2 separate regions of the Homo sapiens genome follow, and region 1 is linked to region 2. Evidence: read pairs that join two places in POLR2A ChIA-PET (ENCODE). Cell type or tissue: OCI-LY7. All regions are shown on one strand. Links, peaks and the distances in the headings refer to the core of each region. The heading gives the core; the rest is flanking DNA. Region 1 has its middle 2.4 kb from the start of RANBP2. Region 2 overlaps CCDC138 (coiled-coil domain containing 138).

What was found. ChIA-PET counts read pairs that join two places held together with the same protein. Peaks named below come from ENCODE experiments on the same cell type or tissue, not always from the same donor. Only the 100,000 strongest peaks of a DNase experiment are listed, where the experiment ranks them.
Region 1: POLR2A ChIA-PET joins it to region 2 with 5 read pairs; 3 of 35 experiments call an interaction of 5 or more read pairs at or near these places.

The regions. Positions count from the first base shown.
Region 1 is chr2:108,714,904-108,719,311 of GRCh38, reverse strand. No RefSeq gene overlaps it. Among named protein-coding and RNA genes, the nearest start is that of RANBP2, 2.4 kb to the left of the region's middle. RefSeq lists an enhancer at 1-887. In OCI-LY7, for the core only: no CTCF peak of the experiment used is centred there; no DNase peak of the experiment used is centred there; H3K4me3 peaks cover 378 bases; H3K27ac peaks cover 158 bases.
Region 2 is chr2:108,836,370-108,840,777 of GRCh38, reverse strand. CCDC138 (coiled-coil domain containing 138) reads right to left here. Exons shown (of 15, transcript NM_144978.3): 11 at 1,477-1,593. It also overlaps a transcript of RANBP2 not described here. Among named protein-coding and RNA genes, the nearest start is that of CCDC138, 52 kb to the right of the region's middle. In OCI-LY7, for the core only: no CTCF peak of the experiment used is centred there; no DNase peak of the experiment used is centred there.

The DNA.
Region 1 (4,408 bases), core at 187-4,186, 120 kb after region 2:
CAGTGTCCACAGCCTAGGGCGTAGATTTCCAGCAGATAACAATTTGCGTGATGGGCTCTTAAGCGTTTTGGTCACTTGTTCTAAATTATAAGTGCGCAATGCATTGGAAGAAAAAAAGCACTCAGGCCAATTTGGTGAACGTGTAAATTGGAACAAAGTTTCTGGAGATGACTGGTTAAATACGTTGCATCGGACATGTGTGAATACTAAAGCATACATTTTTAAATTCATATCTTATTAAATGAGGGCCAGGCGTGGTGGCTCACGCCTGTAATCCCAGCACTTTGAGAGGCCACGGCGGGCGGATCATGAGGTCAGGAAATCGAGACCATCCTGGCTAGCACAGGGAAACCCCATCTCTACCAAAAATACAAAAAATTAGCCGGCCGTGGTGTCGGACGCCTGTAGTCCCAGCTACTCCGGAGGCTAAGGCAGGAGAATCGCTTGAACCCGGGAGGCGGAGGTTGCAGTGAGCCGAGATTGCGCCGTCTGGGCGACAGAGGGAGACTCCGTCTGAATTTAAAAAAAAAAAAAAAGGGAGATTTAGAACTGCATAATGAAAAAGACCACAAATATTAAGTTTTGGACAATTACAATTTTTTAAACAGTCATCTCGGCGGGGGATTGGTTCCAGAACCACCGTCTTATGCCAAAATCCACGCATTCCGCCGGGCGCTGTGGTTCACGCCTGTAATCCCAGCACTTTGGGAGGCCGAGGCGGGCGGATCACCTGAGGTCAGGAGTTCGAAACCAGCCTGGCCAACATGGCGAAAGCCCATCTCTACTAAAAATACAAAAAATTACCTGGGCGTGGAGGTGGGCCCCTATAATCCCAGCTACTCGGGAGGCTGAGGCACGAGAATCGCTTGAAACTGAGAGGCGAGGGTTACAGTGAGCTGAGATCGCGCCACTGCACTCAAGCCTGGGCGAGAGTAAGACTTCCTAAAAAAAAAAAGAAGAAGAAGAAGTCCGCGCATTCTCAAATCCCGCAGTCAGTCCTGCGGGTGGAACACTTAGAGGAAAAGTCAGACCTCTCTATATGCAGGCCCCTCCAATACTGTATTTTCTGTCGGCTTATAAGCGGGCCCAGGCAGTTCAAACCCATGTTATTCAAGGGTCAACTGTGTATATAGGAATAGCCATTCGCCTGGCACAGTGGCTTAAGCTGGTAGCCCCAGCACTTTGGGAGGTCGAGGCGGGAGGATCCCTCGAGTCCAGGAGTTCCAGGTTACAATGAACTGTGATAGCGCCACTGCATTCCATCCTGGGCACCAGAGTGAGACCCTTGTCTCAAAAAAAAAAAAAAAAAGGAAAAGGAATAGCCCCCCCAAATCTATATATATTTCACTAGCAGAATAACAGAACATACCAAAATTTAACAGTAATAATGTAAAGATTTTGAGCCGTCTGTATTTTCCAAATCTTCAAAAATGTCTATTTTGGGAATTTGGATATTAAAATCTTACTTTTAAAACAAAATTTAACAAAACATTTTTAATAGTGAGAACCTTTTAGATTTTAAAAGCTCACATTTGTGTAAACATTACAGTCTGAATTATGTGGACAAATATCAAATGCGTTGACATTTTTAACTGGAAATTTGGGCTATTTTGGTTGTGGATAATTTTTTATCCTTTTTGTTTTTCCATATTTTCTAAATTTTGATATAATGAACAAGTATTGCCTTTCTAAAAAAGGAAAAACAGCATTTTGTTTTATTTCAACAATATTGGATGTGAATAAAAGAAAAGAAAAAGATGATTCTGAGCTTACCAGTGTGTGTGACCCACATTAACAGAAATGACATGTAAAGAAAATCTAGTTTGGAGTGGAAAATCCTATTTTAGGTAGTTGATTTCTTTCACTTGAGGTACCATTTATATATCCATGTGGGGATAGCCTAGTAGGAAGATGAAATGGTAGGACAGAGATCTTGATGGAAGTCAGTAGTTGCGGCACAGTTCTGAGGCCCAGCTACTCCAAAGGCAGAGGGGGAAACATCCCTTTAGCCCAGGATTGGAGACTGCAATGAGTTATGTTCATGCCTTTGCACTCCAGCCTGTGGAAGAGAATGAGATTCCTATCTCTAAAACGAAAAGAGGGCCAGGCACGATGGCTCACGCCTGTAATCCCAGCACACTGGGAGGCCCAGATGGGCTGATTGCTTGAGGCCAGGAGTTCAAGGCCAGCCTGGCCAACGTGTTGAAACCCTATCTCTACTAAAAATGCAAAAATTAACTGGGTATGGTGGTGCATGCCTGTAATCCCAGCTTCTTTGGATGGCTGAGGCACCTGAATTGCTTGAACCTGGGAGGTGGAGGTTGCAGTGAGCTGAGATCGTGCCAGTGCACTCTAGCCTGGGCAACAGAGCAGACTCTGTCTCAAAATAATAATAATAATAATATTTAATTAATTTAAAAATAAAAACCAAAAGAGAAGATCTGATGGACTTAAAAGTCATATATCTCAGGTGATAGGTGAAACCACAAGTTTGCCTTGAAAAGTGTGTTGATAACAATAGCCATAGCTAACAAGTACTTGCTGTGTTCCAAAGCTCTTTCTGTTAGCACTTCATTTGTATTAATATCATTCTTCCACCAACTTTGTAAGGGTACTGTTATTATCCTCAGTTTTTACAGATAAGGAAAGCAAAAGACAGCCAGGCACCATGGCTCATGCCTGTAATCCAAAACTTTGGGAGGCTGAGGTGGGAGGATCACTTGAGCCCAGTAGTTCAAGACCTGCCTGGGCAACATAGCAACACCCTGTGCTTACAAAAAAAAAGAAATTAAAAACTAGCCAGGCATGGTGGTGCCTGCCAGTAGTCCCAGCTATTTGGGAGACTGAAGCAGGAGGATCTCTTGAGGCTAGGTGTTGGAGGCTGCAGTGAGCTATGTTCACTCCACTGCACTCCAGCTTAGGTGACAGAGAAAGACCCTGTCTCCAAAAAAAAAAAAAAAAAAAGGAAACCAAGAGAATGAGCACTGAAGCAACTTGCCCAAACATACTCACCTAGTAAAAATGGTATCATTAATCCATTTATGTTGAATATATCGAAAAGGAGTGCCCAAAGAGAGAACCTTCTTTTTCCTTCTTTCTTTTTTTTTTTTTTTTGAGACGGAGTTTCACTCTGTGGTCCAGGTTGGACTGCAGTGGCACAATCTCGGCTCACTGCAACCTCTGCCTCCCAGGTTCAAGCAATTCTTGTGCCTCAGCCTCCTGAGTAGCTGGGATTACAGGTACATGCCATCACACCCGGGTTATTGTTGTATTTTTAGTAGAGACGGGGTTTCACCGTGTTGGACAGGCTGGTCTTGAACTCCTGGCCTCCAGTGATCCATCTGCCTCGGCCTCCCAAAGTGCTCGGATACAGGTGCCCGGCATCCACCGCGCCCAGCATCCAAAGAGAGAATCTTCTTGAGGAACTCAAAAGACTTTTCTCTTTTGGATAAGCAGTTCATATTTCTGCATTTATTAGGGATTTTCACATTTTACTTCATTTTACACTACATTTTTTTTTTGTTCAGTGGTATAACATTTTCACCAAGGCACTGAAAATTCCATTTGCATTAGTGTCCAATGTCATATATTCCCTACCATGTTGCAAATACAGTTCATTTGTCCAGCTTTATTGAGGTATAATTCACAAATAAAAATTGTATACATTTACTAGGTACAACATGATGTTTTGCTGTCCAAGCATACCTCATTTTATCGCACTACATTTTATTGTACTTCACAGATACTATGTTTTTTACAAATTGAAAGTTTATGCCCACCCTGTGTCAAACAAATCTTTCTGCATCATTTTTCTTTTTTGAGACAGAGTCTCACACTGCCACCCAGGCTGGAGTACAGTGGCAAGATCTCAGCTCACTGCAACCTCCTGTGGCAGGCCAGGTCTCACTAATGCAGACTTTCATAACAACTGTTTCAGTAATTACTGAATGAAGTTAAATACTAAAAGCCAGTGCCCTTATACAAAGGCTGGGATGTAACAAAAGGCCATCAAAACTTTTGCCTAGGCCTGTCCTGGGCCTTAAAGCATGACACAATAATGAAGGAATTTTTTTTTTTTTTTGAGATGGAGTCTTCCTCTGTCACCCAGGCTAGAGTGTAGCAGCAGGATCTTGGCTCGCTGCAACCTCTGCCTCCCAGGTTCAAGTGATTCTCCTGCCTCAGCCTCCTGAGTAGCTGGGATTACAGGCATGCATGACCACGCCCGGCTAATTTTTGTATTTTTAGTAGAGATGGGCTTTCACCATGTTGGCCAGGCTGGTCTCGATCTCTTGACCTCGTGATCCACCCACCTTAGCTTCCCAAAGTGTTTGGATTACAGGCATGAGCCACCGCACCCAGCCCATAACGAAGGAGTTCTCAACAGGACCCATTTAGGATTAAACCAGTT
Region 2 (4,408 bases), core at 246-4,245:
AAGAGATGATCCTTTGAAAGATCAATAAAATGGAGAAACAGAGAAACTTCTAGCAAAAGAGATGAACTAAAGAAAGAAAACACAAATTATCCATATCAAGAAGGAAATAATGCTACCACTACAGATACTGAAAACATCAAAAGGATAAGAGAATACTATGAAAAACTCTACACACATAAATGTGCATACATTTGAATGGTTCAGTCCCTCAAAAAGCACAAACTACTACAAATCATCGATATGAATTACATAACTAGAACAGCCCTGTAACTATTAAAGAACTTAAATTCATAATTTAAAACCTCCCCCAAAAGAAATCTCATCCACATAGTTTCACTGGAGAATTCTACCAAATGTTTAAAGAATGAACACTTAGTCTACATAATTTCTCCCAGAAAATATAAAGGATAAGACCCTTCCCAATTCATTTTATGAACCTAATATTGCCCTGATACAAAACCAAAGAGAGTTCAAAACTATAGACAAATATTTCTCATGAATATAGAAACAAAAGTCCTTAACAAAATATTAGCAAATAGAATTTGTTAATATAAAAACATATAAAAAGAATTAAACACCACAACCAAGTGGGTTTTATTTCAGAGACTTTAATATTTCAAAGTCAATGTAATTCATATTAACAAGTTAAAGATGAAAAAGAACATGTATCAATCAATGCAGAAAAAGTATCTAAAAAAATTCAACACGATTCATGATTTTTAAAAAACTCAGAAAAATAGGAATACAGGGGAACTTGATTGAAAGTATCTATGAAAATACTACAGCTAATATTATACTTAGTAATGGCAGAATGAATTTTCCTCCTAAGAGGAGAAACAAGGCAAGGATGACTACTCTCACCATCATATTCGACATACTGCTGGAAACTCTAGCTAATGCAATAAGGTAGGAAAAGGAAATTAAAGGCATACATATCAAAAAGAAAAAAAAAACACAACACTGTTTTCATTTGCAGATAACATGATTTTCTATGTAAAAATCCTGAGGAATCTTCAAGAAAACTCCTAAAACTAGTAAGCTCAGGGTCACAGGATACAAAATAAACAAAAAACAATTTTACTTCTATATATTATCAATGAACATGTAAACATCAACAGTAAAAAGACAATACCAACTAAAATTGCTCAAAAAATTTAAATACTCAGCCAAAAAGGTAAACAAGAATGCAGCAATTTTATGCTGAAAACTATGCAACACTGATAAATCAAAGTTCTAAATAAGTGGACAGACATTTTATGTTCATAAATTGTAAGACTCAACAAAGGAAAGATGTCAATTATTCTCAAATTAATATACAGGTTTAACACAATTCCTATCAAAATCCCAGCAAGACATAGATAGGGAAGATTATTCTGAAATACAGAGAATATATTCAAAACAGATATTGTGAAACAAGATCAAGAAGTAATATTAGGTGGAGTATTACTTATAGATAAATTCCTATTAACCAATTACCTGTGCTCCAGCATCTAGCTGCCTTAGGGACCAATATATAAATTTTACAAAAGGCTCGTGAAGTTTGATATTCACAAATGGCATCCACTGTAGCTGCTCTGTCATTAGAGGCAAAAGCTAAAGATAAAATGATGGAAAATAAATACAAAGGCACAGTATTTTTAAATGTCTTAAATCAATTACCACAATTTTCCAAAATTATCTTTAAAAACAAAACAAAACAAAAGAGTTCTCCAACAAAAAACCTTCACTTTAAAACTATATGCAATACAATTTGGCAATATGTATTTTAGTTCTTATATATGCATTTTCTTTCATCCAGCAATAACAGCACATCTAGTTTAAGGAGATTAACCTACACAAAGATACTCTATGAACCTTAAATGATTAAATAAGTTTATAGTATATATGTAACCATTAAAAATGATAACCTAGATTTATATTTATTGCCATGGCATATTCTGGGGTGAAAAAAGGTGTTTACAAGGAAGCAAATGGAATAAAAATCTCATTTATATAAACTATATCTATATAAATTTATACTGAAAAAGATATATGAAAGGATTTTTTAAAATGCTGGATTTCAGAAACTGGAGTACTATTTACTTGTTTATATGTCTACATTGCATGCATATCTTAATATGCTAATTTATAAAAACATTTAACTGTTTAAGGATGTCTATGAATTTTGCTTCAAAAGTATATCATTTTGCTAAATGATTTCAGGACCATAAAGACATATTCTAAGGCTCTAACAGAATACTCCCACTTCTGAGATACCAGCCTAAGAAAATCGATTTAAGAAGATCCCTCCAAAAGCCATGTACAAAGATATTTATTGCTACACTGTTTATAAGAGTAAAACCTGGAAATAATTGTATAGCAATCAGGAAAATGGTTATGTCAACTGTATAAAGATTCTCCGGACTAATGATTATGAGTGTATTGTGTGTATATACATATATGTATTTTGTAAAATTTTCTGTATATTATGATGTTTTGGACGTCTTAAAAAACCTTTCCAGTTGGGGAGAGATTGCCCCTCCCTGGACCAGCCAATTCTTAGATACAGCAAAGTGCTCGGCCTAGAGTATGCCTCTGATAGACAAATTAACCAATTCAGAGCCAGACCCCTTCTATCTGGCCCTTGTATCCCAGGAGGCAATATTCTCTGCCGTAATCTTACCAGAGTCACTAGGGACCACCCCTAGAGCTTAGTACTGCCAAAATTATTCAAACTAACCAATCCTATTTATTCACCCTGCCCTGCATTGCCTTTCATGTGGAAACCACAATAAAGGGTCTGCCCAGTGCTTTCCCCTTGACTCCTGTCTTCCTACCATCTGACCACTCTGGTGTCTTTAAAAAAAAAAAAAATCGAAAAAATTATAGACACCTCATAAGTTGAGAAATCTCTAAATAGTATTTTTATGGAATAAAATTTACTAGCCATATACTCTCTTACAGTCATAATCTCAGTAAAATTTTATATAAACTTCTCCCCCCAACTTTTTAATAAAGACATGCATCAGTTAATGACAGAGATACACTCTAAAATAACAATAAATAGTAAATACATAAACCAGTAACATGGTTGTTTATGATCAAGTATTATGTACTCTACATAGCTGTGTGTGCTATTCTTTTATGTAACTGGCAGCACAGGTTTGTTTACGTCAGCATCACCACAAACATGTGAGTAATGTGTTCTGCTACAATATTATGACAGCTATGATGTCACAAAGTGACAGGAAATTTTCAGCTCCATTATAATCTGTTTTCTTTTTATATTCTTTTTTTCTTTGCTCCATTATAATATTATGGGACCACCATCATATATACGGTCTACCATTGTCTTAAACATCATTATACAGTGCATGGCGGTATATTAAAAGGGATTATACGCCATGACTAAGTGAGATTAATTCTTGCAATGCAAGGACGGTTCAACATTTTTAAAAACTGGTGTAATATACCATTTTAACAAAATGAAGGACAAAACCCACACGATTATTTCAATTGACAAAGAAAAAGCACTGAACAAGATTCAACGCCCTTTCATGATAAAAATACTCAACAAACTTAATAGAGGGAAACCACCTCGATATAATAAAGGCTATATATAAAAAGCCCACAGATTACACTCTGAAGGTAAAAGAATGAAAGCCTTTCCTCCAAAATCAGGAACAAGACAAGCACACCCTCACCACTTCTGTTCACTATAGTACCAGCCAGTGAAACTGGGCAAGAAAAAGAAATAAAAAGTATCCAAATTGGAGAAGTAAAATCATCTCTCTTCTCAGATGGCATGACCTTATATGTCGAAAGTCCTAAAGATTCCACAATTAAAAAAAAAAAGAATACATAAATTCAGCAAAGTTGCTGAATACAAAATCAATACTAAAAATCACTTGTGTTTCCATACACTAACAATGAACAATCCAAACAGGAAATTAGGAAAACAGTTCCACTTACAAATAGCATCAAAATGAATGAAAATACTTAGGAATAAATCTAAGCAAGGAGGTAAAAAACTTATACACTAAAAACCACAAAACAGTGATGAAAAAAATTAAAAGACACAAATAAATAGAATGAAATTTCATGTTCATGGGTTAGAAAACATGGTATTATCAAGGTGTCCATGCTACCCAAAGCGATCTACAGATTCAATGTCATCTCTACCAAAATCCCTAAAGCATTAATTTACTATGGTGAACAGTAAAGCAATTCTTCAAAAATTGAAAATAGAACTATCAAATGATCTAGCAATCCCACTTCTGGGTATATGTCCAAAGGGATTGAAAACAGGGTCTTGAAAGGATATTTGCAAGTCCATATTCATATCAGCACTATTCACAATAGCCATGAGATGGTAGCTGCCCAAATATCTATCAATGAATGGATAAGCAATATGTGGTATTCATGCATA